6 separate regions of the Mus musculus genome follow, and all the other regions are linked to region 5. The links are chromatin loops, found by intact Hi-C in ENCODE. Cell type or tissue: left cerebral cortex. All regions are shown on one strand.

Region 1 (5,000 bases), 65 kb before region 5:
GCTCCAGCAGCAGGCACAGGCGGGCAGGCCAGAGTGCAGCCCTTGCTTGGGGCTGAGCCAGATCAAACAGCACAAGCTGGCCCTGCTGATGTCCTTTAGAGGCAAAGAGGTACACAGCAACTCCATGGCAAGAGCAGCATCCAGGATGAGGAGGGCAGGTGGCTCAAGGGAAATGTCAGGAGATTATAGCTTAGGTGGGGTAGGGTCTCCCGTTCACGCTTCTGTACCTCATCTTGCTCTTTGGCAAAAGAACTGATAAAAGTGGCGAGAAGTTTCCACGGGGTGTTGGATCTTGCTAGCGTTTACTTTTGGTGACCCCTTAGTTTGAAGACTAACTTGCACTTACTTGGAATGGAATGGATCGTGGCCTTCAGAGATTCTGCCCACTCTCTGTAAAAAAAAAAGATTCATTACATAATGGTGACCTTTGAGTGTTTTACAGATTTATACAAACATCCTTTTTTAAAAGACCGTTAAAAAAACCCAGTACAATTTTAAAAAAGGTTATCCCACATGTTTGGGGAGGATGGAGGAAGACACTCTCGAAAGTCTTAAGGCTGCTAAATTTAAAAAAAAAAATCCCAGTGTCAGAGATGGCTTACTTCCCTGTGGGTTGTTGGTCAGGGAAGCTCGGAAGTCCTCATAACAATAAGGCCATTGTCAGTGCTATTGGCCAGTGATAGTGCCAGATAATAAAACCTTAAGTTAATATGTTACATACGTTACATTTGTTACATACGTTATATACATGTGTACATATGTTAATTACAAGGCACAGAAATCAGAGTGGGACCAAACTGAAGCCTTCTCCCTACCACTGGCCTTCATGATGCTGAGGTAGTCTGTGGGGTCCTAGGGGAGAATTTTCAATCCTCCTACTTGGCTGTGGCTTATGTTACCACTGGGGGTCATCCAGTCCCTGGTCTGTGTTGCACCGGCTGCTGAGCTAAAATGTTTCCAAATCCTTCCCTCTGATTATTTTCAGTGTCAACCTTAAAGCCTTTGATCTAGCCGCATTCTTCTACCTATAGATACACAGTTGCCACACTATGCCAAGCAGGGTGTGACAACAGGTGTAGAAGTGACCTAGACAGTTTTGCATTCAGCTAACAGCTTACTGATTAAACGCCACTCTGTAGACTGTGAACTCATTTCTGGCACTATATCTGGGGATAAAAGTTACATCTGGGGAAGTCATTGGTACCAGTGGGGAAACAACTACTATTGTTTTTTATGGATAGACATAATGCACCTGTCTAACTGCCTTCTAAGAATTCCTGTCTATGCCCATAGGTCACTGTTGTCAGCTGGTGGGGGAAGGAAACTTCCTTTATAAGTCATGATGGCACGCCCTAGAGAGGCACAATTGCTTCAGAAATACTTCAGAGCAAATCTATGAAAGAAGCAGTTGAAGCCTTTAAAACGCTCAAGATATTAAAGAAGACACTGGAGACAGAAAGGCCTCCCAGGCTCATGGTTTGGGAGGATTAATATTGTGAAAGTGGCTAACTTACCAAAACCAGTCTACTCACCCAGTAAAATCCTCATCAAAATTCCAAATACCCTTCCATATAGAAAAAAAAAAAAAAAGAAAAAGAAAAAGAAACCCTAACACTCATATAGAAGCACAAAATATCCCAGACAGCCAGATCAACGCTAAGCCAAAGAGAAGAATCCTGGAGGCATTGCCACCATGATTTTAAGTTAACTATACTGGATTAATGAATAGACATAAAACAGGACACAGAGGTCTAGATGTGAGCCACACAGCTACAGCCATCTGAGTTTTGACAAAGACAACCAAAAATAAACACTGGGAAAAAAAAAGACAGTCTCTCTGCCAGGGGATTCTATGGCAACTGAGCATCTCCCTGTAGAAGAATGCAGTTAGACCACCATCTGCACAAAAGGCAACTCCAAGCAGATCTAAGGCATTAAGGAGGGAAAGATTTGGAAACATTTTAAGTGTAAACAGCTCGGCAGCCGGTGCAGCACGACCAAGGATGCCTGCGTGACCCTCAGTGGTAACATAAGCCACAGGCATTGTCCTGGTCTCCAGCAGGGCATGGCTGGGTGGGGTACAGGTGGTCACAGGTCTGGCTCCCTGGGTTGCTGGCTCTTCTACCCCACACTGCCCCTTGGGTATTTTGTTTTTTTTTTTTAAGGACTCCAAGGGATAAGGAGAAAAAATCTTATAATCTTATATATTTACTGACATGTTTCCATTCTTTGGTGCTTTCTATTCCTTTGTGTAGTTCTGGACTGCTATAAAATATGGTTCTTTTTTATGTAGGGTCTCCAGTTAACATTCAAACATATTTATTTTATTTGTATGGATGTTTTGCTCATATATGAATGTCTGTGCACCATGGTGAGTGCCTGGTGCCCACAGAGGTCAGGAAAGGGCACCAGATCTCCTGGGACTGGAGTTGTGGATGGTTGTGAGCCACCATGTGGGTGCTGGGGACTGAACTCAGGTCCTCTACAAGAGTAGTCAGTGCTCTAACCACTGAGTTATCCCTCCAGCCCTCTGTTAATGTTTCTTATGGTGTGGGTTTGATGGTCACTATCTCCGACTCTTGTACACCTATGTGTTCACTGTGACTTTAAAAATATCCTCATTGTGTAATAGATTTCCACAGTGACAGTTCCTTGATGAGGGATGCTGCCATCTTCTCCAGTGGGTTATTTCTCACGTGATGTCTGTTCCTTTGTTAACTCTTCAGCTAACTGTATCATGTGCCTTCATTACCTCTCAATCTCCCCGTATCATGTGCCATTGTTACCTCCCCAGATCACTGTATCATGTGCCTGTTTTCTCCAGCTGCCTTTAAGCTGTTTGCTAGTTTTGATAAAATTGGCTGTACTGTGTCACTCTCTTATCTTTACACAGTTTTTTATTGTTTCTTTGAATGTCTCCCTCAGTACTTTATGACTTGGATTGTGTGCGTAACAGACGGCCTGACTCTTGTCTACAAGTTGATGCGTGTGGGCTCATATTATTTTCGATAAAGTCTCAGTATAGTTTTTAGCGGTTCCCTTTGGGTGTTCTTCATCTTTAGCTCAGATAGCTGCTTTTCTTTTACAATTTGTGGGTTAGAGTTATCTTAACTGTTTTAATAACCTCGTGTCCTAATGCTAGCGTCTGTGTCAGTTCTTGGTTCCTAGCTGGTGGGACACTCTCTTCATAGTGGTTTATTCATACTCTCTGCATTTCTTGATAATCTTTGATCAATGCCAGCTGGCGTGAGTTTTGTTACTGTTGGATATGTCTGTGTTCCTGTTAACCCCTTCTCTGGAATTAAGTTATTTGAAAACACGTTGATCTCATTGGGTCCTCCTATGATCTGTTGGGAAGGCTCACAACATTATTCCATCTCTGGGGAATGACATCATATGACTCCAGAAAGACCCTCAGGGCGCTCCATCTGATGTGCTGGGGAGTTTAGCCTTTGCTCTCTGGACTGGTGGCTCTAAGTCCTGTTTCTGGCCCCATGTGAATGCCAGATAGCAAGTCCTTCAGCTCTTTTAGACAAGTCTGCACAGCTTCAGGGCTCTCCTGGTCTGACCAGCTGATCAGACCTGCTTGCTGTTCCGGGCAGCTTTCTGTTATCTCTCTCTGTCTCTGTCTCTGTCTCTGTCTCTGTCTCTGTCTCTGTCTCTGTCTCTCTCTCCCTCTCCTTCTTTTTAGATTTATTTATTTATTTATTTATTTATTTATTTATTTATTTATTTATGTATGTATGTATATGAGTACATTGTGGCTGTGCAGATGGTTGTGAGCCATCATGTAGTTGCTGGGAATTGAACTCAGGACCTCTGCTTGCTCCAGGCCCTGCTCACTCCAGCCCAAAGATTTATTTACTATTATATGTAAGTACACTGTAGCTGTCTTCAGACACCTCAGAAGAGGGCATCAGGTCTCATTACAGATGGTTGTGAGCCACCATGTGGTTGCTGGGAATTGAACTCAGGGCCTTCGGAAGAGCAGTCAGTGGTCTTAACCGCTGAGCCATCTCCCCAGCCCCTGTTCTCTTTTTCCTAACGTGGGAATTCTAGCTGACTTGATCTAGCTCTTTGACTTTCGGTATCTGCTAACATCTGCTTCTTCTGCACTGTCACAAATTTCATGTCTCTCAGAGACCACTGTCTTCTGTTACCTGATGTCCAATGTCTTAGAAATTGTGTTTCATGTATTTTAATGGCTTTGGTGTTTCCATTGGGAAGATAACCAAACAAGACCATCTGTTGACTCCTGTTTCTAAGGGCTCCTGATAAACCAGTCTGCCTCCATCTTAGGATGGAAAGCCATCTTCTAGGAAAGACAAACTTGGCTCATTACTGTTTGTGATTAAATCTCTGTTTCTCAAAAATTGGGCTGTGCCCCACCTGTAACCTTAACCGCAAATGGCTCTGTACTGCCTGTTCCAGGAAATGGCAACCATACGTTTGTTTCAGAAAGTTGTAATGTCCATCTTGTAACCTGTTTCAAAGGGTTGTCATGCCCACCCTGGCATGTTCTGCATCTGTAACTGTTTTGCTCACTAAATGTTCCATTTGGAAGCCCCCCCACCCCCCGCCTCCTGATATATAAGACCTTTATCTCTCCATGTCCAATGCTGACCTCTTTAACCCTACCTTAGGGGGAGGTGGCTTATGCTCGGGAATAAAAAATGCTTGTTTTAATTTATGGCTTACTTTACTTTTTTTGGCTACGATGATTAGGGTTGGTGGCCTTTCTCTTTGCATATTTGGGATTAGCACTCTGTGGATTGGCTCTCATTCCTTAGTCGGGGTAGTGCCCCCTCCCACTATTTAACAAAGGATTATCGAATATCTCACTGAAGAAATAATTTTAGGCTTCATTGTAGAGATGTCGAATCAGACGAGGTAAGGTTTAATTATCAGGTCACAGCAGAATGAAGATTCAAAAACCCATTGATCCGATCTTTATATCAGAACATAGGTATAGAGAATGCCACTTTAAATAAACCATTTGC
Region 2 (5,000 bases), 69 kb after region 5:
CTGAAAAGGGAAAAATACTAACGTCTGAGTCAGAACACCAGAGCCCAATGAAGGCACAGCCACTCAGCATAGCTGTCACATTGCAGCAGTCACTGGAGAGACTTTATACTCTACAGAGACACTGAAGTCTGAGTTCTGCCCGAGCCTGGGCCAAATACTACTCATTGACTACATCAAAGGAGCTGTAGTCTGTAGCCCAGAGGGAGGTGTGGCCAAATTCAGGGCAAATGGAGAAAAAGGCTTCATGTTCATTGGGGTAATCCTATCAGGAGCAGAACTCCACAGAGATGGAGTATGGGTGCCTAACTTCAGAGGCCTTTGCTAACAAGAACCAGGGAGCCACCTGGGAAGTAAGCACAGCGGCTGGAGGCTTGGTACCACTAACCTACCTTCAAGTCACTTCTAAAGCCTACAAAGGAAGCTTGCCAGGTCTCAAAGACTAGCTGCCACACACAACCTTCATCCCGGAGACCGGGTAAACATCCCCTGCCCTATTTTAGAGTGGGGGAAGGAAATAGCATACTCTGCATGTACCAGGAAAGCCAAAGCACACATCTAGGCAAACAGTGAGCTGAAAAGCTGTATGTGTGATCCATTCAAAGATACAGGGGATGCCCATGATTCAGTAAAAGTGACTTATTGATCACCATACCCCCACTGTATGAATTCACAATGAAGGCCACTTGAAGGGGAAACTCAGTTTTTCTTCACAGGACTCTATTAGTGTTTTGGTTTTCTTTCTGGACACTGGCTGGTGTACCATCGTCATACAATTCTGTCTGCGTAATGTTTGTCATCTTCTGACTCTTCTCAAAGTAGCTTCTTCTAATGTATGTGTCAGCACAATATGGCTTATTCCTTAAAACTTCCTGCTGAGAACTGGAGAGTACCAGAGGAGGCAGGACAGTCAAGATTTAATAACATCTAAGGTGGCCCAGATGTCTGGGTGACAGAAAGGGGTTACTGATGTTGAAAATATCTCTGCATACAATGATATGAAGTCTTACGTGATGTCTTAGGCTTTTTCAAAAATAAGTCAGTGTGTGTGTGTGCTGTGTATGTGGTGTGGTGTGTGTGTATGTGGTGTGTGCATGTATGGTGTGTATTGTGTATATGTGGGTGGTATATATGTGGTGGTAGTAGTGGTGGTGAGTGTGTGATATATGTTGTGTGTTGTGTGTGTATGGTGTGTGGTGTGATGTCTGTGGTATATGTGGTATGTGTACATGGTGTGTGTATGTGGTGGTGGTGGTGGTGTATGTATGTGTATGTACCCAGTGCATGTGTGGTATGTGTGTATGTATGTATGTATGTATGTATGTATGTATGTATGTGTGATGAGAGTGAATATAGGTATAGGGGAAGTTAAATTGGTCAGCTACTGAAGCTGGGCGGTGTCATCCCCCTGCCCTGCTCCCTCCCTCTCTAGTGTCTCCTGAGGTACAGACTGGCCTTGAACTCACTTTGTAGTCAAGGATAACTTTGAATCCCCGATCTTCCTGCCTCCACCTGGGATTACAGTCCTGTGTTCCTTGGCCAGGTTTATGTGGCACTGGGGATCAAACCCAGGGCTTGGCACATGTGCCACTGCTGCCCTAAAGACTGAGCCACGTCCCTAGCTCCTATTTTTTCCCCCTCTATTATAAATATACTTGAAACACTCCATCCAGAAAAGGCACTTTGGGGACTGGCCTCAGCCTTCCATCCTGGGGACCTTCTGACATGGTGACATCACCCGGGCAGCTGTAATTTCATACCTCCAGGCCTTTGTACACAGCTCCATCTGTCTGCCATCTCTTTTCTCCCACAATCCAACACTCCTGCCTCCGAAGTCCCACAGCCTTGTTTACTAGCCTGAGTACTTATCACACCATATTTTAATTTTACTTTTTGCTTCCTCTGCTGGCCTGTGGCATCCTTGGGGCACTTCTTCATCCTCCCAAAATGTGTCCCCGAACACGTTTTCAGAAGGAATAATTAATGATGACAGCTACTCGGTTTATTTATTTTCAGTTCTAATGTGCCAGGCACCGCACTAAACTCACTACATAGCTATGACATTAAGCCTTAACCCAGTGTGTACTGCTCACGCTATCACCCCTCTTGAATAGTCAAGGAGGCTTCAGGAGGTTATTTATCCGTCGCTGTGTGCTACCAAATGCTAAAGTTGAGGCTGGGTTCAGAGCAGAGGCCACCTGTTCTTCCGCGTCTGGGTCCGTATGGTTCCAGGAGTTAAGGAGCCTGCCTGGGTTCTAGGCTCAATTCTACTACTAAATTGCTGAGTGATTTTTAGGGGACACCTCTGCTCCCTAGGCCCTGTCTGCCTGCGAGAGAATCTTTGAGAGCACTAGAGGGTCACGTGACACGAGGGCCCTCCCAGCTTCAACTCCCGAGAGGAGATCTTTCTTCTCTGGTTGGTTTTCTGCCCAGGAGCTGGCTTCCCTGTCTGGGAACCTCCCAGCTTCTCAGGCTCAGCCTCTTTTCTCGTTAATTGTAGTCTCTCTCAGAGCAAAACCGCCTTTTGCTACCTGCTGCCCCGGTCGCTTCGGCTTCCTCCCTTGCTGGCAAGCTCGGATTTTTTTTCTTTAGGTGGGGGTGGAGCCCTGGACCAGAAGGAGGGGAGCCTGCCTCTGCCCCGCTCCTTCCAGAGGCTTCCCTGTTGTTTCTCAGCCCCTTCCCCCTCCTCCCCGACGGAAACTCAGCCTCACACTTTCTAGGGATGTTCCGGGCAGACCAGCGGTGGCAGCCAGCAGCCGCAGGCTTCTGGGTTGGTCTCTCCCGAGTCCGCCACCCGGAGGTGGGGTGGCCGTTTGCAGGAAAGGGGGGCGGCGCACTCCTGCCTCCCAGTGCAGACTAGGCCCAGCTCGCCCCGCTGGAGCCGGGGACCCTCCTGTGCCGGTCCCCTCCACCCTCTCTCCCAGTCCTAGCTGAGCCCCGCCATTGCTCCGCCAGGCCCCGGGGACCGCAGACCCAGGATGGGGCCGCAGCGGTGACTAGGCCTGGGTCCAGCGCGCCCGCGCTGCCGCTCGGGGAGGAACGGGAGTCCCCGACAGGGCAAGCCTTTCGCCCCGGGAGCGTTCAGGCCCTGGCGCTGCGCTCCGTGGGTCGCGGCCGGGATGCCGCGTCCCGGCGAGTCCCCGTGAGAGAGCTCAGAGCCCCGGGGGCCGCTCGGACCCGCTGCGCGCCGAGCCCCGCCGGAGCCGGGAGCTGTCCCCCGGGCGGTGTGGAAGGGTGCGGGGGGTGGGGGGGGACAGAAAGCGCTGCGGAGGGAGAGGCCGGAGCGGCGGCGCTCAGGGCTACGGACAGCGCGGGCCCTCGGCCAGGGTCTCCCCGGGCCACTCGGCTGGCGACGCTGAGCGAGCGCGGTTTACGAACCTGTTGGAGGCTGCAGTTCCTCCGCGGCCGACCAGGGCGCCCGGGACCGAGGCTCTGGCGCGCCTCTCCCTCCCGTCCTCCTCACTCCTCCGCCGAGAGGCTCCCTCCTGTTGGGCTTAGCGCGAGCCACGCGGGGGGCGCAGAGCCCCTCTAATGTCACCCCGAAAGCTAGCGGAGCTGCAGGGCACACAGCTCAGAGGCCTCCCCCAAGGGCAGCCAGGCTCCCAGGGAGACCCGAGCTTCCTGAGAAGGGAGGCGGGGGCTGGCTGCTGGGACAACAGCGAGTGGCAGAAGAAACGGCAGGGAAGGCAAGAGGGAGACAGGGGAGTTCCCTAGACTCGTAGCTCTGTCTTGAAGTTTGTGGACACGGGGTGGGGGTGTCTGTTGCTAGGACATCTCGACTTGGAAATCTCTTTCCCCCTCTCTCCATATCTGTACACCTACCTGTTCAGCTGTAGGCTCCGCTCAGTTGTCTTTGGTATCTCCTTCGGATGTGTCATTAACCGTCCCCCAGGGAGATCTTTCTGAAGATAGGATATTTAAGGCCATTCACTAGCAAAAGACCGAGTCTTCCTGGTTCTCAACGTGAGACAGGACCCTGAGCAGACTCATCCAGGGCCTTAGCACCCAGGTCTCGTACCTTTTGGCAGCAACCTTACTACTTAGATTTAATCCACAAAGTGAAGTGTTCTAGTGTCAGTGAAATCTCTCCTGCTGGAGGGTCACCCTATAAATCTTTTTACTAGATGTTTGGTCGTATATTATAATTATTTACACCCCAGCTACCGACCTTGTAAAAGCTGGGTCCACATTTTCCTCGGGATCTCCAGCACCTAGCACACAATAGTTGTTCACTTGTAACTGCAAAGGCAGGGGACTCCCTTTTCCTCATGCGACTGCTCATTTGATTTCCATATTTTCCTCGCAGCCTCAAAGGCCCCATTTGGCAGCTTTAACACCAACACTTGTCCTCTGAGTCACCAACTTCCCTTCCAATGACCTCAATTTCCACCCTGAGCTGCTTAAAAAAAAAGTTGCTATTTTCTTTGCTTGCCACCCTCATCATCGTCTCTCACAGGGCTGAATCCTTCTAGTCATTTGTGTTTTAGCTCAAAACTCAAATGCCGCTCTGTCAAGGAGGCCATCTCTGACCATGTGTTTAATTAAAGTGTGTCCAATACGTTCGTAGACAATAGCATCATATCATGATATCATTGACTTTATTTACAATTTTCCTTTGCTGTACGGACAATCAACTTTCAGTTCTTTAGTCATTACTACTCTCTGGAATAAATTGACAGCCATTCCTTGTTATCCATGGGGGGATCTGTTCTAGGAACTTGATACAAAACCCTGAAGATGCTCAGATTTCTCCCATAAAATGTGTTGAATTTGCACAAGGCCTACCCAGTCTTCCCATATGCTCTCATTTGGAGGCAGGGTCTCATGTTGCACAGCCGGCTTCTCCTCCTGCCTCCACCTTCCAAATGTTGGGACTGCAGTCATGTGCCACAATGCCTGCCCTTCTTCCATGCCTCCAGCTGTCTTTAGGGGACTGTGGTGTGACCAGCTGTGAGCATTCTGAGCAGATTTTATCTTAATATGCACACCACAGACTCATCTTT
Region 3 (5,000 bases), 120 kb after region 5:
CTATAGATGTGAACTACACTGGAATGTCAGTTGTGTGCTCCTTTGGTGTCTGGTGACCGGAAGCCAAATGCACAAGCCTGGTGTCAATTTGGCTTGAGACTTGCACAAAGCACGTGGCAAGTCAGATGAATGCATGGCCGACAACGGATGTGAGGGCCAGGGAGAAGCTCCTAAAGATCATTGTTGGGAATCCCTTTTGATGGCTGGCTTCTCCCAGTTCCTGCCACAGCTGCATTCAAAGCTCTGGCCTGGTGGATGGAAGAGGCGGTGCTGAGCCTTGCCCCTCCTCACTGTCTCCCACCGTCATACAAGTTAGAAACAGGGCCCTTGTCTTCAAGGGGAGCTGTCTGCAGTGATGGAGGCCTGACAGGATCCTAGTGAAGAGGTCTTTCATTGATCAGGATCGCAGGGCCCACAGACCGTCGTGTGAAGAAGGAGCCATGTTCTAGTGCTTTGAACACTTGGGATCCACGTATCCCCACATCTTGCATTACTATAATTAATGCAAACAGCATCCGGGAGTGAAAATGTTGCCATAACAACAAACCTAAATCACGTGGGACTGGCCCAGGGGATGGGCAGTGGGAGGAAAGGGCATGGAGATCCCAGGTAGGGAAGCTGGGACTCACACTGTGTGGTTGCAGAACAGTTAATGGCCTGTCTCTTAGAGTAGTTTGGAAGATGGGGGGCTATGCCCCTGGGGAGGTGTGAATCCCGAAAGCTCTTGGGTACCTCTTTGTGCTGTGCTGTGCTCTCTATAGTGTGCTAGTCTAAAAACATCCTGAACCCAGGGAAGGACTGTTCAAGATATGGGCAGAAAGGGAGGAACGTCATTAAAAAAAACAAAAACAAAAACAAAAAACCCTCTCTGGGCTAATTTTTTTTTTTAATTCGTCTGTGGGGATATCAGAGATTTCTATAGGGCTTGAATACCCATATATTCCCCAGGTCTAATTTCATAAAAGCTCTTTCTGTACCAACATATGATTTTGGTAAATACCACCTTTGGATATAAATAGAACTCTGGACCCACATGTTGGCTGAGTCTCCAGTGGCAGGATTGGGCTGCACTGAGTCACCTTCTCTCCAGATGTCTCATCCTGGAATCTGTGGCCTGGGTCTGCTGCCGGTGGAGAGCTGGACCCGAGGGACGCAGATTCCTCTGAGCTTTAACATCCACCACTTTCCCAGGACCACACAGCTAGTGAATGGGGGAATCAACTCCTGGGAAGCCAGCTCCCCTGGTTCTGGGAACTTGCCATTTAATGACCAGCAGTGCCTAGGGCCCCTGTTGCACCAGAGCCTGGCAATTAGAGAAAGTGTGTACATGTGTGAGTGTGCTCAGGATAGCTGAGTGTTGTCACCACGGAAGCTACATTCCTGTTCTTGGTAAGGGAAGCACTGCTGGCCAGAGAGCTGCCTGAGGGCACGTGAGCTTGTCCAGGAAAATCTTTACTGATGATACAGCTGGACTTGGAGACTCCCAGGGCTTGGCAGTGTTCACTCAGGAAATAGTTGTCAGCGCTGGGACTAGCAACAGCTGAGGCTCATATTTCTGCACAGAGGGCTCTGTCTCTCCCGATACCTCCCATGCATTCACTCAGTCTACTTGGTCTTCCACAAGCCTCTCATTGAACTCTGCTCATCCCCAAGAAAGGACACTGCCTGTTCCTTCCCCAGGCCCACCTTTCCATGTTTGGTGATACAGAGTCAGACTCAGGGACCAGAAAGCATGTGTGTGTGTGTGTGTGTGTGTGTGTGTGTGTGTTGGGGGCTTGATTCCCAGCGCAGACTCGCTGATTTAGCTTGTGACATGAACCTTGGCTGGCCCTGGGTTCCTCAGATCCTTTGCCCTACTCCCTGGAGGACCTATTCTTTCTTCATTATGAGTGGCATTCTCCAAGCTAGCCCGCCGAGGTTGCGTGTGAGCAGACACCAGACATTTAGATTCACGGCTGATCACAGATCGTCCATCACAGAGGCAAAGCGATTACCCTGAGAGAAGAAGCGCCCTGACCCCCTCCCTCCGACCCCAGGCTGCTTCAGACTTGCTGAATCCAACCCTCTAGGCTCCCCTTGTTTCCTCTCAGCTTCCTGATAGATTAACTTTACTCAAGTCAGTGTTCAGAGCTTGCAGTCAGCGTTTCCTGATGATGCAGACCGAAGCTGAGGCAGACAGTGGAACGGTCAGTATTTCTCAAAGCCTTCCTCTAAGCACCATAGCGCAGGACACACATAGACTGTGCTGGCCCCACAGTCCCGGGGCTGCTGAGAGGCGGCGGAGAGACGAAATGGTGCAGACCCCTCAGCCGGCACTCCACTCTTGTTAGGTGAGAAACCCCTAACGGCTAATTCAGTTGGCACTCAGAAGCCTTGCTCAACTATCCTCTCATCTCTCTTCAATATAAGATTGAGAAATGGCCTGGGTTGTCTTTTTCTGGTTGTAGCTCAGATCATTGTTAACAGTCAATTAATCAACACTTTTCCTAACAGAGCTTTGGGATTGGTGTTTCCCCCTCTCCCAAGCCGAAGTCAGATTAACGCGGCATCTTTTAGAAATTGAACAGTGATTTAGCCCATTACTAACTTGTGTTTGGCAGATGAATGTCTCCAAGAAACTCTTAAGGACATTAAAAACAATCTTACACACACGTTAGGGAAGCCATGACTCCAGGTGGAAAGAATTTACTTAAAACTCCCACAGCGTAGATAGGATGACTTGATGCTGCCTCTGCCTGTCTCCTTAGCCTTGGTCTCCTTCTGTCTAACCTAGTAGCTAAGACTCTGTAACCCTCACCTGGGGTGGTTCTGCCTTGTTTAGGTGGTGCCAGCTCTAGCCAAATGGGTATTATGGTCCTGCTCTGCCCCCTGGTGGATGCTCATGCCCTGATGCTCTGGGTGCTGGCAGTTTGGCTGGGACTTTCAAGCTGGTAGCCGTGGGTGTGTTGGAGCCTAGCCTAGTGGCATGGCTTCTAGTTTCTGGAGAAATGACTGTTTCAGCATGCCGAGACACACTGTAGCTGTTGCAGGTCTTGTTTACTCACGGTATATACACTTGTTACTAATTAATTTACAACTGTCAACTGAGACACCTGAATTTTCCCTGCTGAAATGATGAAGGATGGGCACAGCCTTTGCTCCAGCCTCAAAGGATGATTAGACCCACAGATAGATGTCCACAGTCCTGGGCATGATGGGAGCCCTAGATAAATGGGAAAATGCTGTAGTTTGGATATAGAAGGTCCCCATGTTTAAAGGCTTGGTCCCCCAGTCCATGGCACTATGGACAGACAGTCCCTAATCCTGTTATCAGGTGAGCCCAGGCCTTTCCTTGGCCCTGAATCTCTACAAGGCAACAAGACTGGCAGCTCAAGAAGATCTCTTAAGGGGCAGAGCCTCCTGAGAGGAGTTGCTGGTTGGAGCTATAGTTGGGTAGGAAGGTCTGCTGACTCTAGACCCCCTTAGCTGACCCTCGTGTGCCCTGCTTATTTATGAACACCTCCTCTGGGTTGTCTGTGAGCTGAGCTTGGGGGTATCCAAGGGCGAGGTTGGGTATCCTGGACCAGATGAGCCATTCGATCCCAGTCCCCAAGGCAGTTGGAGGGGCCATTCTGACAGGGTTCCAACAATGACAACACACAGTGTCCACAGGGAAGGACAGGGTAAGAAATACCCAGGTATGGGTATTGACATTGAAGAACTTGGTGCTCATAATTCCTGGCTCTCAGTGGCCCAGTAATGGGCTAGGTGGTACAAGACAACGGAAGAGGCCCCCCTCATGGGTGGAAACTCCTTATGGGGGTAGGAAGAAATCTGGCTTTGCTTTACTAGTCTGGCCCCTGGGGCACAGGCTAGGCCCCCATTCTCTCAGGATGGGGTTTCCACCCTGTCTGAGCCCCCTAGGAGGGAGCGGGCGGGTACTCAGAGGCGGAAGGGAGGAAATGCTTCTCTGGCCCAGCCTCATAATTAGACCCTTCAATTGCAATTACTTTTGCAATTAGCTCAGCTGGTAATTGGAACTGGAGGTGGTAATTTCTGTCCTTCACGGAAGCTCCCTTTGAATTGGGCTTTACTTATCTGTCCAGGATGCTGGGTAGTGCTCTGGGGAGCACTCAACTCTTGGGAGCAGCTCAGAGAGCACAGCCTTGGGCTTGGCACAGTAGGAGGTACGGGGATTCTTCTGAGTCCTCGAAGATGGGACCTGAGGTGTGGTGAACAGGAGCCTCACAGGCTTCTTAGCAAAGGGCGATTCTGAGCTTAAGTTTTGTAGAGCTTGGAAAAGCAACATCCTAACCACCCCCATAACCGGAAGTCATGAGCTGAGCCAGTGCAGGTAGGCAGGCTCTCCAACAGCCCATACTTCTGGTGTTTGTGTCCTGGTATAACTAGCTCTCTGAGTGCAGGATGGTGTGGTGATCCTTGCTTTGGATCATTTGAACATGACAAAGGTTTCTATGATATTTGTCACCAGGGTTTATGTGTCAGAAGGTTTAATCTCCAAGATCATGGGTCAACGGTATTTGGAGGCTGGGAACTTGGGGGGCAAACATGGTTGAGTGAAACAGGAGGGTGGGCAGGAGGGTGGGTAGGAGGGTGGGCAGGAGAATGGGCAAGAGGGTAGGCAGGAGGGTGGGCAGGAAGGTGGGCAGGAGGGTGGAGAAGAAGGTGGGCAGGAGGGTGGACAGGAAGGTAGGCAGGAGAGTGGACAGGAAGGTGGGCAGGAGGGTGGGCAGAAGGGTGGACAGGAAGTTGGGCAGGAGAGTGGATAGGAGGGTGGGCAAGAGGATGGGCAGGAAGATGGGTAGGAGGGCGGACAGGAGGGTAGGCCTCTCTGTCCTTATTACAGCTTTCTGAGGAGAGATGGGCTGAGCTGAGAGACTTGCTCGCTCTTGTTGTGTGATACCCTCTATTAAGGTCCTTCCTGCTCTCTAGTGTCCTGCTCTCCCACTCCCCACTCTCTCTGGTACCTTGAGCAAATACCCTCACAGTCTCCATGAATC
Region 4 (5,000 bases), 74 kb before region 5:
TACTGCAGCCCCAGCTCTGAACACAGGACTGTGCACTTTGGGCCGGGTGCCGCCATGATACGCAGTGCGAGTGAATGGTCCGCAAATACCTCAGCTCAGACCGGGGGCTTCTGCCTGTTATGAATTGCAGTGCTTTGATGGTACATGGTAAGTTTAATGCTTTTCCACAGAATGGTTTAATTACGGAAAACAAAGACTTCAGTGTTTCTCAACAGGGCTCAGCAGGTGAGTACCAAAGCAATCTTTGGGTCTTGGGTTGTACCGAGTTAGGGTGTTTGATTTTTAAAAATTGCTGTTGAGTTGAGTTTCATTTAAATAAGTCATTAAATGAAGTTTGACTTGGAATTAGAACAGTCTCCAACAACTTCTGGAGCAGCCTAAATACGCTTCTGTCGTTTTGTACTGTGTATGTGAAATGGCATTCTCGTTATTGACCATTTTAAATCAAAAATATACTTATCAACTCTGAAAGACATGGAAATACCCCACACATTCAAATATGCTGTTAGTATTTTATTCTTTACACAGAAAACAGACACAATGCCATGGTATGAAAATTTGCTTTAGTTTTAATAAACGGTAACATGTATACCAAAAATTTTAAAAATAAATTTCCTTGCTGGGTGTCATGAGTCCACAACTTTAACCCCAGTGTTTGGGAGATAGAGGCAGGCAGATCTCTGTGAGTTCAAAGCCAGTCAGAGCTACATAGTAAAATGTAAATAAAAATCCCTAAATGACAAAATTTGTGTTTGATTTGTATCCCTATTTTATATACTTACACACCCGTGGTTCTGTAAGAATTTTCTGGCCAAAAGAGATCATAAAACATATAAGGAGCCCAGGCCTCATCCATCCGGCTCCTGGATCTCCGGTTCCTCTCCCAGCCTCAAGTCTTGATACGTGGGATCTGGAGAACCAGAATGAGATTTGTGCATTGGGACCCTTTGATGAAATCGTTGGCATCTCAGCATCCACAGGTGTGTGACCCTGACTCCGCTTCTAATCAGTTTGGTTGGCTCTTTTGGGGGTTGGAAGCTCTTGGACAGCAATGTCACGTGGCCTCAGGCTTTTGGCTGCAGGCAGGCAGATCTTTCCCAAGTGCTCACCTCCCCAAGCAGGGGCTTTTCCACAGGTGAGGAGGGAGTGTCTTCCGGTGAGCTCCGCTCTAAGGGGGCTCTCTCACAGCCCCGAAAGCACTCCTTCAGTTAGGCTTTGCGCTCAGAGAGAGTTTCCGAGAGAGAGCCCCGCTTATTGCTTATTTCTCGCTAAAGGGAGGAGGTGGTGGGGCTGGCTGTGAAGGGGCCAACAGTTGAGCTAAGGGGGTCAGCTTAAGTGCCTTGCCGGTCTTTAAGCAGTTGGAAGTTCTGTTTTAAGAAAGACCACCTGGGGCAGTGTGGAGCCTTGCAGATCAGAAGGGAGCAATGCTGGAGGCTGCTGCATAGCTTCTGCTCAGAAAAGCCGCAGAATCAGCTTAAACTCCTGCTGTTAGGTCTGGCCCTCGAGTTTTAGCTTTTCTGTTGGCTGCGCATTGCTGGAACAGAATACCGGAACTTCAAAGGAAATGTTTATTTCAGTGGAGGGAGGGAGAGAGGGAGGGAGGGAGAGTGAGGGGGGGGACAGAGAGGGAGAGGGAGAGGGAGAGGGAGAGGGAGAGGGAGAGGGAGAGGGAGAGGGAGAGGGAGAGGGAGAGGGAGAGGGAGAGGGAGAAACAGGAGATAGAAATACCCTCTTTAAGGGATGCCCCAGTGAATTGCTTCCTCGACTAGGCCCCACATCTTGAATTTCACTACCGTCTAATCTCTCCACTAGCTAGTAGTCAAGCCTCCAAGTTAACGCCCAACACTGTCAAGGAGACACTGCTGCTTTGTACAAGGACACAGCTCCGGCTTGTAAACGGATTAAACTACAGATCCTCCCCCCCCCCCCCCGCCCCAGTAGCCGTATGGCCTTGGCCTTTTAAACTTTTATGAGCCTCAGTTTCCTCTCCTGTAGACTAGATACTACCTGATTCCAAAGAGAGTTGTAAGAACTCTGGGTGACCCGAGACTGCTCGGCACAGTTCCTGCGAACAGCATCCTGCAGTAGGAGGCTGTTTGTGATCTTATTGGTGCCACTAGGGAGACTGTAGCAGAGTCCAGAGGGCAAGGGACCCACCCAGGCTAGCGGCTGTAGGAGGGAAGGTAACGGAGGTGGTTTACAGGTTCGAAGCTTGGTGATCCTCTCTCAGTGGTGCTGTTAAGATCCGTGGACCATTCCCTGTGTGGCCACTAGAGGGAAGCAGAGGCAAGGCTGCGGTTGGAAACCCGCTCCAGGATGCAGTGCGGCTGTCTGCTTTCAGCCTTAAATTCCCTGTTGAGCTGGACTGTGTCTCTGCCTTGAACAACCCCTCTTTTCTTCCGCTGAACACATGCTGATGGTTTTGAAAAATTACTCGAGGTTCCTTCGTGCTCCTGCTTGCTCTGGGTCTGGGGGTCAGCAGAAATGTGTGCTTTAATTTCTAAAGACACAGACTGTACAGGACGTGGGGCCCATGCCCTGCAGCTTGGCTAGTTGCTTGGGGTCTGCTCCATCTTGCACCCTCCCTGCTTGCCAGCTCTTTCCTGTGTTCTTTGATCTTGTGTGTAGAGTATTAAACTGAGCCTCAAATCCTTAATCCATTTTGAAGGCTGGCCGGGGGCAGCGTTTCTATGGGCCCACTAAACAGCGCTGGCTGGATCGTTTTAGAGACGGGAAGGAGGTTTTCCATCCAAGGTCATGGAGTGTGAATAGGGGGGGAAAGACAGTTGAATCACCTTCATAGCCTTTGGAGCTATACCTCATGCAAGCCCTGTATATTGATTTATTCCATAAACATCCATAAGAAGTGGGCTGGGGAGATAGCTTAGTGGGTAAAGTGCTTTTGCCATGCAAACACAAAATCTGGATCTCCAGAACACCCGTAAAGAAACCCAGGGTGGTTGTAGTTTAGTGCCCTGGAGGCAGAGACAGGTGGACCCCCCCCGCCCTCCCCCCCCCCCCCCCCCCGCTCCGGTTTACTGACCAGCCAGCCTAGCTAAATTTGCAAATTCTGGGAAAACAGTGTGGATAGCTCCCAAGAACCATACAGGGGTTTGACTTCTATACTGCATACCACGAACACACAACTGTATACACCTTCACACAGAGGGTGCACTCCGCCACAGAGATGTGAGTTCAACGTACCCTGAAACACCATGTCCTGGGAGCTTTATCTCTTCCAGCTGCCCATGGGGTATTTTAATCCCAAAGAAAGTGCTCAGGGAGGTATCTTAGTTAATTATCTCATTGCTGAAACCAAATGCCCAGGAGGGGAAAAAAAAGCACAATTTTAAGATTTCATACAGGTTTATTTTTGACTCATGGCTTGCGGGTATGGCCTATGGCTGTGCAGGAGTGGCGGCTGGAGAATGTGGCAGCTGGTCACAGTTCATCCCCAGCAGAGGGAGATGTCAGTGTGTGAGCCCAGCCCTTGGGATGGTGCCCCCACATCATAGGTACATCTCACCATCTCCGTTAGACCTGCCTGGAAAACCCCTCACACAAGCCAGAGAGTGGCTTTGTGGTGACTCTCAGTGCAGTTATATTGACAGTCAACACTGACTGTAGGCTACAGGGCTCAAAGATGGTCCTATCAGCTGTTCCAACTGGGTGTGCCTAACTCCATAGTCCAAGCCTTTCTCTTTTTAAAGTTTTAGGAATGGTTCAGTTCACTGCTATCAATGTTCTTTCCAGAGGGAGTATATAGACACTAGGAAGGAGAACGCCAGAGCTATAACAAATCACCCCAGGAACTCTGGGTCCCACAGCATGGGTGTCAGTTAAAAGCACAGATTCATTGTTGGACTGCCTGGGTTTGAATCCTGGGGTCACCCACTAGAGACACTCTTTACTCCATTCTCGTGTGTGTGTGTGTGTGTGTGTGTGTGTGTGTGTAAAGAGGTTTAACAGAGAAGGGAAGACTCACTTTTTAAAAAAGGGGCCAGGATCCCCAAATCCTCTTTGAGATCATACCACCAATGAGATAAGGAGATAAGGATCTTTTATAAGACTCAGATCTTTCTTTCTTTCTTTCTTTCTTTCTTTCTTTCTTTCTTTCTTTCTTTCTTTCTTTCTTTCTTTCTTTCTTTCTTTCTTTCTTCCTTCCTTCCTTCCTTCCTTCCTTCCTTCCTTCCTTCCTTCCTTCCTTGTATATGAGTATACTGTTGCTGTCTTCAGACACACCAGAAGAGGGCATCGGATCCCATTACAGATGGTTGTGAGCCACCATGTGGTTGCTGGGAATCGAACTTCTGGAAGAGCAGTCAGTGCTCCTAACCCCCCACCCCCACCCCGGGCCATCCCCGCAGCCTGGGAAGACCCACTTTTAATGTAGGCAGCACAATACAGTGGACTGGGGTCACACACTGACTCCAAAGGTGGTGGAGAATGCCCATGAATACCAGCCCTCATCCCCTCTGCTTCTGGTCTGTGATAAACTGTGACCTCACACTCCAGCCACGGTGCCCACACAGCTCTCTCTCTGAGGGCACGGCAGACTTTTTGATTCTGAACCTTAGGTCCTGCTGGAGGGTGCTTGGCACACAGATGACCTTCCACAACCTTCCTTTAGCCCCTGCCCTCAGGACTAGACTGTGGTTAGTTAGTCTGGCATTTCTAGGTCAAATATGAGAACCAGTTTCAAGGAGGTAACATTACTTTGGCTGGTGGCTTCGGTGCCTTCTGTCCTCAGTCATGCTGATTCCGTTTCTGGGCATGAGGTGCAGAAGGGAACCACCACAGCAGAAGAGAACGGGCTGAGTCATTCACCTCCAGGTGACCTGGAATGGCCCCACAGCCATGGAACTATACTGCGAATATCTGGTTTGCAGGGTATCTGATATACAGCCCCCAACGGGTTCATGACACAGGTGGAGAACCACTGGCTTAAGACAACGTGAAAACACGTTACAAAGAGCCTGTCTTTCTGGGAGGCATCGGTT
Region 5 (5,000 bases):
CTTTCTTTCTTTTTTCCTGAGACAGGGTTTCTCTGTGTAGCCCTGGCTTTCCTGGAACTCTCTCTGTAGACCAGCCTGGCCTCGAACTCAGAAATACACCTGCCTCTGCCTCCCGAGTGCTGGGATTAAAGGCGTGTGCCACCACTGCCTATTGTAACACCCCCTTCTTAACAGAAGACTTCCCTCCAGGCCGGGCTGGCTGTTGAAGGGGCCCTTTCTTCCAGTGAGGCAGCCCTTTGAAACTGGGTCTTCTCTATAAAAGGAGGGCTCCATGGCCAGTCTGAAGGTTAGAAATCATCTGTGAGATGTGTTTGTCACGTGACAGGTGCTCAGCAAATGGAAGTCACTCATGCTGTCATTAATGAAAGCTATTGCGCACACCTGCAACCTCCCCGCTCCTAGCTCCAGGGAACTCCCTCCTCCTAGATGAAGCCAATCTAGATTTTTCTCTCTGTACTTCTTTCTCTATCGATCCATCCTCACACCTTCCTTACATCTTTACTGTCCTTTCTCAGTCTCTTGGGTCTCCTCCCTTCCCCAAGCCTTTACTTTAACTATGACTTTCTTTGACTCTCTGCCCTGGAGTGAACCGGAGAGTCTTCCCCTCACCTCCTCACCTCCTTACTGCTCCTGAGACCTGCTGTTTTCACACACAGCCCACTTCACCTTCACCAGCATGGCTAGGAGACCCGTGCCTGACCAGGGGTGTCCACAGTCCTCTGCCTCTTTCTCTTTTCATAGCGTTTAGTGCTGATCATTACCCCTCCCCCACTTTCAGCCGTCTCAGATCTGAATTCCATGACACAGCACCCTTGTGGCTCCCGGGTCTCCCCAAACAGGTCTTCTGTCCTCTTCCTTGTTGGTTCCTTCTCTAAGCAAACTCTTCCTTCTCTTTCCTCTGTTCCTCCCATGGAAATCTCCCATCTGTGCCTACTGATTTAGGAGCCTTAGTTAGTCACACAGATGCACGGTGGCGTGGCGGCAGCTTTCTCTCCAAAGCCTGCACGTTTTTAACCCTCTGCTGTATGCTGTTTCCATTTCAGTCTCTGGGAGATCAAGCCTGTCCTTACAGGGCTCCCATCTTGTTCTCCTGCATGTTTTGCCAGAATTGTCTCAACCAAAACCTCCATTCACTACACATACACACACCCACTCACTCACTCACCCTGCACTCCTGAGTACCTACTGTCTACCAGGGGCTACGGAAGAGAACAGGGGCATTTTCCAACACTGGTCCTCCTAGCTGTTAGTTAACCTCATAGCAGAGCACACAGGCTTAGGTGGCCTTGACTGGGATAGAGGCACAGTCACTGTTTACCCGCCACCTCTTCCTACTGCTTTACTGCCTTGCTTCATGACTCTGTCTCTCCAGCTCGTCCCTATCTTCCACATCACCCTCAGATTCATCTTCCTCAAAGGCAGATTTGCTCACGCAAACTTACGACCCTGCAACTGGCTTCCCGTGGCCTTTGTTAAACCTACCACAGCCTGTGCTCCAACCTTCAAACCCTGCAGTCTGGAACGGGACATCTTTCTTTGCCTTTCATGTCTCATCTCTTGTACATTGCTGTGTCTTAACCAGCAACCCCCTGCCCCAAATGTTATTTCCACCTCCACCTGAGGCAGGGTGATTTGGTCGTACTAGTCCCACAGCCTCAGGACCGGTTAACCTCATCCCTGCTGGCTCAGATCTTGGCACTACTACTTATTAAATGATGTTGACCTGACTTAATGTTTTCTCATGTGTAAAATGGAGACGGTTGATGCCTCGTGCAAGGCCTGCTGTGAGCACCGAGATTATGCAAATCAGGTGTCTAAGCCAGTAAGTGTCCTTGTTGTTGTCATAGGCATCCACAACAGTGCCAACTTTTCTAAGACCCTTTGCTAACAGTACTTCCCTTCGTGCAGACCCTGTTCTCCCTGACACGACAGGATGGGTTGCTTTTGTGAGACCTAAAGCACTTTCTATTCATGCTCTTGCTGTCTGGGTATCGTTTCTTTGTGATCTGGGGAGCTTCTCTGTTGCCTGTCTTACCCATTTCACCTATCTGGAGGCTCCTCAGAGGATATCCTCTTCAGCGTGCTTGCTCAGTGGAATTTAGTGTTGTGTGCACGGGCTCAAAGCATGAGCCTGCATGTCTGATTCTAAACCTCTTAGACACTGGCGTGTGTGTGTGTGTGTGTGTGTGTGTGTGTGTGTGTGTGTGTGTGTGTGTGTGTGTGCGTGCGCGCCTGGAGCTACCAGGAGGACCGCGGGAGAGAGGGCCTGCAGATTGTGTGCAGTTGAGAATTTGGGCCTCACCGCCAGGAGGCGCTCCTCAGCGGTGCTGCGGAAAGCTGCCGTCTGTCTCCGCGCGGGAAGGAAGCTGGTGGGGGTGGAGGATGGTGCTGCTGGTAGGGTGTTGGACTGGGGGAAAGGGGGAGGGGGTGTAGGTAGGCTGATGCAAATGTTTCCATGCTGCCAGTCACCGGGGACCCAGGGCAGGCCCCTCATCTTTCCTCCAGACCCCACACTCCCACACCCCTGCTGTCAGTCCCAGCCAAAGGCAGCTAAGGCACCTGCTCTAGTTCCAGTTCGAGTCCCAGAAACCGGGCCCCTCCTTCTGACAAGCACACATGAGCACCTGCAGTGTTTGTCTTTGCGGCTGTTTTTCTCTGATTCAAGTACGGGCTACAATCACAACTCAATTCAACACTCCGTTGTTTTTTTGTTTTTTGTTTTTTTGCAAGGGACTCCACGCTAATGGCAGTGGCTGAGACAGAGGACGTCTCCCCTACTTCCCCACCCCACGCCCCTAGCAGCAAGACGTCTCAGAGGTGGCGGGGAGGGTGTGTGTGTGTGGGGGGGGGGGGGCGGGGGGTGCAGCGAGGTCCGGCCAGAGTAAAAGGATCAGTCGTCTGGGTCATGAAAGTGCGGGGGTTTTCCCCCCACAGAAGAGAGGGCAGGCTTCCAGGCGCCGCTCCCCCGGCCCTCATGGAGACCAACAGCTCTGCCCTGGGGCCCTTAGTTGGTCAGTGCGTGTCCCCTTCCCCCAACACTTGCCTCTCAATTCTGAACCTTCGCCTGCTCTTAAACTTTGCCAGGGAGAGGAGGGTCTGAGACTGAGGAGCAGCCTGTGACCCTGCACAGGCTCGTGCTACTCCAACAGCGCTCCTGCGGGAAGAGGACAAATAGCCCCCCTGCCCCCCACCGACGTGGCCTCTCCTCTCTCCACCTGGCCTCTGCCACCCTCGGGTTCCCTTGGGAACCGAACTCTACCCCTCGGGGTGACTCTCTGCTCCTGTAGCAGAGGGTCCGGGAGGGCTTCAGGGGTAGCCACACCCCAAGCAGCCGAGGACCACGTCCCCCACCCTAGTCTTGCGGGCTCGAAGTTGTTCTCCAGGTTCACACTTGAGTCTCCGCACTCGGGGCGGTCGGAGCTCCCCAAGCCCCACTGCTCCGGGTGCGCATCTGCCCACATCTTCCTGCCCCGAGTCTGCAGCTCCAGCGGTCCCCCTGGCCTCCGCGGGGAGCTGTCCCTTCAGCACCACAGCGAGCGGGTAGGGGCCGCAGTCCCAGCGCAGCGCCCCGCGGTCTTGGGGAGCCCCTCAAAGCTACACTGCCCGGCTTCCCCGCTGTTCCGGAGCCAGAGCGTTCCCCCACTGCCCCCAGCCCGGCTCCGCCTCCCCGGCCCACGGCCAGCACCGACCTGGTGGTCCCAGCAACCGTCTAAGCCACTGCAGGGCTCCGGCTGACTCCAGCAGGCGGTGCCGTGTGCTCAGCCAGCTCGCGCCGCTGCCTGGTGTAACTCCGCCAGGCAAGCTGGGGCCGAGGCTGCTGCCGCGGGCGGGCGGATGCCTAAGGCGCCCTCCAATCACGCCCCTCAGCCAGGCCCTGACGCCGTACAGCTTCTCTTCCAGAAGGGAAATTCAAAACCTCTCTCTCTCTCTCTCTCTCTCTCTCTCTCTCTCTCTCTCTCTTCCCTCCCTCTCTCTCTCCCTCCCTTTTCCTCCCTCCTGCACTCCCTCCCTTTTCTCCCCTCTCTTTCCTGTTCCCCCTCTCTTCATTCTCCTTTCCCTCTCACTGTCTCCTCCCCCTCATTTTCCCCTCTCTTCCTTATCTCCTTTCTACTCTTTTATTCTCTCCGCGTTAAGCTGTACCGATCTGCCTGCAGCTAGGCTTCATTCCCAACTCCTCCGTGTTCAAGAACCACAAGCTCGAAGGTTTGGAAGGGCTTTGGGGGCACGAGTGGAAGAAAGGATTTTAAAAGCAGAAACTCAAGTAATCACCTCTTCAGGAAAGTTCTCTTTGGTTACTCTGGGCACACTACGATAGGCACACTCCCGTTGGGGTGCCCAATTCCCTAAAGGAGCCCCAGTTTCAATCACCCCTTCTTTGTGCCTGGGAGCGGCTTCTGGACTAGACAGTCCACTGTCACATCGTTTCTGCAGTTTATGACTGTAGTGTCCAGCTATGCGCTCACTCCAGAACCACTGGTGTGTGGGATGAGGAAGGCCCTCCTAGTGGGTGAGTGGCTCTCTGCTCTGGACCCAGAAGCAGAAAGACTGCTGCAAAATTGCAGCGGGAACCCTAGGTGAGCTACTCCTGGTCTTCTGTAGATGTGTTATCCTCGGAAGAAGGAATAGTTCTCTGGTTATGTTATTCTAGAAGGCGCTGCTTTCCCTCCTAAGCCCAGGGAAGAGAAGGGAGTAGACAACAGGGGGACCCCTACTACTCGCTCAGCCTCCCCCCATACTCATCTTTCCCCCTCTCTCCTAATGAGCCTCTCCTTTCTGCCTGCCACCTATTGGCTCCCCGCCCCTTCTTTTCATCCAGCCAGAGGTGTAGGAAAATGGCTCCAGTGGGGAGGGCCTTGCACCTGGCCTTTGGAAGCAGTGCAGAAGTTCATGCATCCATCAGAGCTATGTCAGAGTGGGGATGACTTCTGCTTCTGAGATGAGATGGCTTCTCTCCCAGGAGCAAGAGCTGCAAGCTGCGGTAGGGCAGAATCCAGGGAGGG
Region 6 (5,000 bases), 260 kb after region 5:
GAGGTGGCCATTTCTAAAGTCATTCACAGGGCTCATGAGGGATGAAATGAAGTGTTCTCTAGGGAGGAATAAGCTGAATTTCTGCACAATGGGGCTCATTGATGGGCGAGAACTACATGAGAGAGAACACATGTTAGTAAGCTCTGCACTGTGCTGGACAGAGTGCAACTGTGTGGGCCTTAATCTGCTTCCTAGCATTGCCAGAACCACGGAACGATTTCTGGTACGTTCCTGTTACTAGAAGTTCTCAGCCAGAGATGCATCTTAAAATAGGCTCCCAGTGCTTAAAAATTCCAGTCCCCAGCCTAAGCTCTCACTGAGAGAGGTTTGGAAGGGACCGGAGGACAAGACCCCTTTAATGGACACGACCCCTTTAATTCCCTCTCAAATGAACTTGGAATGAAACTTGGGATTAAAAATGCGTGCTGTCTACATACTCAAACAGCGAGTGCTCTAATGCTCAGTCAACTTTCAGTGATGTCCCATTGCTGTCAGTCTCTGTCCTTGTCCCTCCAGATCACACCTCCCCAACCTCTGGCTCTGTTCTCAGATGGATGGAATTGGACCTGCCTCCTCCAGATTTTGCTGGGAGACTCTAAGCACGTGGAGATTCCTTTGTTTCTCACGCTAAGTTCACAGCACACTGCCTTTTCCTCTGTAGCAACCCTACTTCACGTAGGGGCTTCATTTCCCTCTCCCTCCTCCTCTTCCTCCTCATCACCTCCTTCTCCTCCTCTTCTCCATCCTCCTCTCTGTCCTCCTCCTCCTCCACCTCTCCTTCCTCCTCCCCTTCTCCTCTTCATCCTTCTCCCCTTCTCTTCTCCATCTTTCTCCTCCTCCACTCTATCCTCCTCCCTCCACCTCTCTGTCCTCCTCTCTGCCCTCCTCCTCCTCCTTCTCCTTTCCCTCCTCCTCCATTACGACCACTACCAGCTCCCACCACCAGCACCACCACCACCTTCTTTGATGTCTCCTGGCCTGTTCCACTTTCTCTGTCCTCACCCCCACAGTCCCCTTAAAGCTTCTCACCCTTCCTCACCCCACATGGCTCCTCTCTGAAAGTGGATTCCCAGCCCTTCCTTCCTCATCTGAAATTGTTATTCAGAGTCCGTACCACGGGGTTGGGCCCGTTCTTATTTCAATAGAACCGGTATTTTCCTCTCTATTTTTAGTTTTAAAAGGCTGTTCTCTCATATTACCATCTTTGTCAGAGCCACTGCTTCTGTAGTCAGCATTTTCATTATCAGAGTAGCGCACAGTCTACTAGAAAAAGGGATGAGAACAGAGCCTGGCTGGTGACTGCTGTCAGCCCTGTTGGATCTACGCTCCTGGCCCTGAAGGCAGCAGGATGGCTTTCCGGGACCACCCAAACGAAGCTCCTGGAAGCAGCGTGGGAGCTTTTCCATTTAGATGTTATTATAGAGGAAAAGGCCAAGGGATTGGGGGACACAAACAGGCCACTGGCCCAGGGTTCCCTGGGAATATTAATGTTCAGACTGCTCAGTGGAACAGATTGGCCCATATTAAAGATGAGGAGATAGGCTCTGAGAAGAGGCTCACCGAAGCAGTGGCAGCGCCAGGCTGTGAAGGAAGCCCAGGGTTGAGGCTGAAGCCGTGCCGTCTCAGGTGCTCAGAGCTCCCAGGACCGGGATTCGTGGGCTTTTTCCTAAGCTGCTGCATGCTGCTCTGATCTCTAGGTCTTGGCATAGTTTCCCTTCCTGGTGATCTCCGCGCCCATTGGGGATGGCTCAAAAGGCTTGCTGGGGGCACTCCCACTCTGTCCCCTTTCACAAAAAGTTCAATGCTCATTCTCTGAGCTCCTGGAATACCATCAGCTCTGGTGGCACAGAGGTCAAGGGCAGAGCCCTGCCCACCTTAGTCTGGGGTGTGACCATGCCTTTCTCTTACTTTCGCTGAAGACCCCCTTTTACAATGTACCCCAAAGAAATGCACATGGGGAGGATTCCATCCTGCCCACGGACTCCAACAACAGCAATAGCTACTGCTGGGGGAATTGTGTCTTTCTTCCAAGCCTTTAGGACCACCTGCTTAAGCTTGGGACTAGCCTGCAGCCTCTTGCCACCAGCAGGCAGCTCCTGGAAGCATCTAGCATCAGCCTTGAGATCTTGCAGGCAATGCTGCTCTCTGGTGTCACTTCACAGTACTGCCGTTCCTCTCTGGTCCGGAGCTGGGATTGCAAACCCTGGCGCAGGCCTGACAAGGAGATGTGAGATAGGAGTCTCTCATTGGCCTGAGGCTAGGCCAGGCTGCCTGCCAGTGAGCCCCAAGAGATCTGCTGGTCTGTGTCTCTCCAGTTCTGGGTTACAAGTGATCACCGGTTGTTGCACCCAGCTTTTTTATGCAGACACTGGGGATTGAACTTAGGTCTTCATTACTTTAGGACACTTTATCTCTTCAACCTCAGATTTACAGAGGTCTCTGCTTCCTGAGTGCTAAGAACAAAAGTAAGTACTATTGTGCTCTACTGTAGAATTATTTTTCAATAGCAATGAACATGTCCTGAGTTCGAGAAACAGAAAAGAGGGGAAAAAGTAAACCTCAGGCCAGCGTCGGTCTTAGTGCCCAGTGGCAGCCTTTCTTCTCTGCTTAGTGCACACTGTGACAGTCAACTGAAATGTACCAATATGTCTATTTTGCAAGACTTTAAAAAATACTAAAGGACTTGCGTTCTAATGTCTTTGATTACTCCTATAACAGTGCATGCCTATTATCTTTTGCTAGGAAATATCTCGCCATCCTCTGGGAACGTCCTCCAACCTCTCTGCCACCCCAGTCCCTTACCTGCTTCCCCAACATACTCAGTTCACACGGCTCGCATGGGAGAAGCCAGAGAGCATATTTCCATGGGATTGATTTGTAGAACTAAAGTGGTTAACAAGGAGGCATGAAAGTTTTATAAAATGTCATCAGATACTGTCAGACTTGTACTCTGCAATTGGGCATTCTCACTTTCTAGTTGGGCCGCAGACAAAACGCCGTGAAACTCCAGGTCAGAGTATTGAGCGTGCACCATGCCATGTTATGCTATGCTATGTTAACCCTCATTACCACGCAGGGAAGGAAGCCAGGCTACATGCTATGTGAATCCTCGTTACCACCCAGGGAAGGAAGTGCTGTCTTCACATTACAGCTGTAGGAACTGTGGTTTAAAGAGCTTTACCTGCCTTACTTTAAGAAACAGAGTTGAATCCAAGTCAGGAGAGTCCAGCCACAGCCAGCGTTTCTCAAGTCTGTGTCTTTCAGCACCACTCAGGGTGTATGTGAAAGCTGGCTAGGTCTCTCTCTAGTTTCTGATTCAAGAAGTATAGAGTGGACATGAGAACAGCAGTTCTCAGTCTCCAGTGATGTAACACTGTTCCAGGAACAACCATTGATCCTATTCTGGGACACGGCAATGCTAAGCTTCGACTTTGACTGGATGTGATTTCAGACTCTGTGTTATTATCAAGTATGTGCATCTGTCTAAACAGACCCTTTCATAGTCTTTTGAGTGTTTCAGGTAAGGTCTGTGGTTCTCTCTCTCTCTCCCTGTCCCTCTCCCACTCCCTCTCCCTCTCCCCAGCATGTTATCCATACTTGCTACTGTGTAGTGTATACATGTATATGATGGGCACATGTTTGCTTGTGCATGCATATGGAGGCCAGCAGTAGACTTCAAGTATGTTTGGTTGCTCTTCACCTTTTTTCTTTGAGAGATCGTCTCTCACAGAGACTAAACTTGACTGACAAGACAAGGATGGTCAGCCTGTGAGTTTCAAGGACCAGCTGTCTGTCTCCTTTTTGCACTGGGGTTGTAGGCATGGCCTACCTCCCCTGGCTTTTCACTTGGGATCTGGGATCAGAACTCAGGACCTCGTGCTTGTACGGCAGAAGCTTTACAGGCTGAGCCATCTCCCATGCTTGGGATCTGTTCTTGCATCATGACTTTTGTTGTCATTGTTTCTTTCTTTATGACAATTCTTACTTTTAATGGAGACAATGCTCAGAGAAACCTTTGGGGGAGTTACTGTAGAGCCGGTAGACAGTTACATTGTAACTATGGGGAGTTACCATGGAGATCTTAGAGCACTGCATCATTGTAACTTACATTGTAACTACAGATGGAGAGGCCGAGGCTGGGCAGATCACCTCCAAGTTGGGCAGATATGGGTGGAGACACAGGCTTGGGGAGCGAGTGTCACCAGACATGTCAAGCCACCCCTCAGAGTCTCACATCTTCTGAGAAAGGACATATGTGCTCCAGAGTTAAGCAGGCCATGCAGATCATCTTCAGCTCTACCCTCTTCCAGAAGAGGCTGGGTGTGGACCAAGCTGTTGGTCCTTACTCTCCCTGCCCCAGATCCCCAGAGACCATACACTCATTCTCAGCTCTGTTCCCAGAAAAAGTTGGTATTTCATTTTCTTTTTGCACCTGAATTACAACTTCCCCATGATACGGAAGATTCCTTTCTTTATCTGGACAGGACATGAGGATGTTTATGCCAAGAGCTCAGCTTGAACCCAGTGGCGACAAAGATGCTTGGTTTTTACCAATTATTCTGCGTGATAGATACATGCCAATGGGTAAAATAGCAAGTTCTCGTCTTTGTAAGCTTGTTAATTTTGTCTGAAGCATGTCACCAATGGCTTCCTTGCCTTATGGAAGCTTGTGAATACTAAACACAGAATCACAGAGGATCAAATGCTACCTCAGGTTCCCCTAAGGCAGCCAGCTGACCCCTGGAACACCAGAAATGTGGCTGTTGCTAGGACTTTCAAACTGATTCTAGCTCAGTAGATTGAGGTCAGACTCAAGAATGCACAACTCTGAGGGAATGGCGAACCAATAACAGGCCCAACTTGAGACCCATCCCATGGGCAAGCACCAATCCTTGACACTAATTTTTTTTCTTTTGGTTTTTCGAGACAGGGTTTCTCTGTATAGCTCTGGCTGTCCTGGAACTCACTTTGTAGACCAGGCTGGCCTCGAACTCAGAAAT

The links. Peaks named below come from ENCODE experiments on the same cell type or tissue, not always from the same donor. Only the 100,000 strongest peaks of a DNase experiment are listed, where the experiment ranks them.
Region 1: a loop joins it to region 5, with 4 times the contacts of the local background. A loop is called at or near these places in 17 of 42 quality-filtered maps.
Region 2: it touches region 5 in a loop (5-fold over the local background); 8 of 42 quality-filtered maps call a loop at or near these places.
Region 3: a loop joins it to region 5, with 8 times the contacts of the local background. A loop is called at or near these places in 31 of 42 quality-filtered maps.
Region 4: it touches region 5 in a loop (4-fold over the local background); 17 of 42 quality-filtered maps call a loop at or near these places.
Region 6: it touches region 5 in a loop (5-fold over the local background); 22 of 42 quality-filtered maps call a loop at or near these places.

Annotation. Positions count from the first base shown.
Region 1 is chr13:54,435,104-54,440,103 of GRCm38, reverse strand. No RefSeq gene overlaps it. Among named protein-coding and RNA genes, the nearest start is that of Thoc3, 31 kb to the left of the region's middle. In left cerebral cortex, no CTCF peak of the experiment used is centred here; no DNase peak of the experiment used is centred here.
Region 2 is chr13:54,301,224-54,306,223 of GRCm38, reverse strand. All of the region lies in intron 2 of LOC115488208 (a long non-coding RNA gene), which reads left to right. It also overlaps a transcript of Cplx2 not described here. Among named protein-coding and RNA genes, the nearest start is that of Gm40955, 20 kb to the right of the region's middle. In left cerebral cortex, CTCF peaks have their summits at 2,785 and 3,422; DNase peaks (open chromatin) are centred at 2,421, 2,679, 3,599 and 4,331; H3K4me3 peaks cover 2,342 bases; H3K27ac peaks cover 2,714 bases.
Region 3 is chr13:54,245,624-54,250,623 of GRCm38, reverse strand. No RefSeq gene overlaps it. Among named protein-coding and RNA genes, the nearest start is that of Gm16578, 25 kb to the right of the region's middle. In left cerebral cortex, a CTCF peak has its summit at 2,878 (motif pointing left); DNase peaks (open chromatin) are centred at 2,896 and 4,293; H3K27ac peaks cover 243 bases.
Region 4 is chr13:54,444,454-54,449,453 of GRCm38, reverse strand. No RefSeq gene overlaps it. Among named protein-coding and RNA genes, the nearest start is that of Thoc3, 22 kb to the left of the region's middle. In left cerebral cortex, CTCF peaks have their summits at 1,383 and 2,276 (motif pointing right); DNase peaks (open chromatin) are centred at 1,422 and 2,283.
Region 5 is chr13:54,370,265-54,375,264 of GRCm38, reverse strand. Cplx2 (complexin 2) reads right to left here and starts at 3,916. Exons shown (of 4, transcript NM_009946.3): 1 at 3,690-3,916. The region is part of intron 1 of LOC115488208 (a long non-coding RNA gene); the gene reads left to right. In left cerebral cortex, CTCF peaks have their summits at 2,316 (motif pointing right) and 3,747; DNase peaks (open chromatin) are centred at 2,364, 3,573, 3,748, 4,153 and 3 more places; H3K4me3 peaks cover 4,240 bases; H3K27ac peaks cover 4,335 bases.
Region 6 is chr13:54,111,140-54,116,139 of GRCm38, reverse strand. No RefSeq gene overlaps it. Among named protein-coding and RNA genes, the nearest start is that of Gm52069, 23 kb to the right of the region's middle. In left cerebral cortex, a CTCF peak has its summit at 2,151; DNase peaks (open chromatin) are centred at 200, 1,264 and 2,146; H3K27ac peaks cover 790 bases.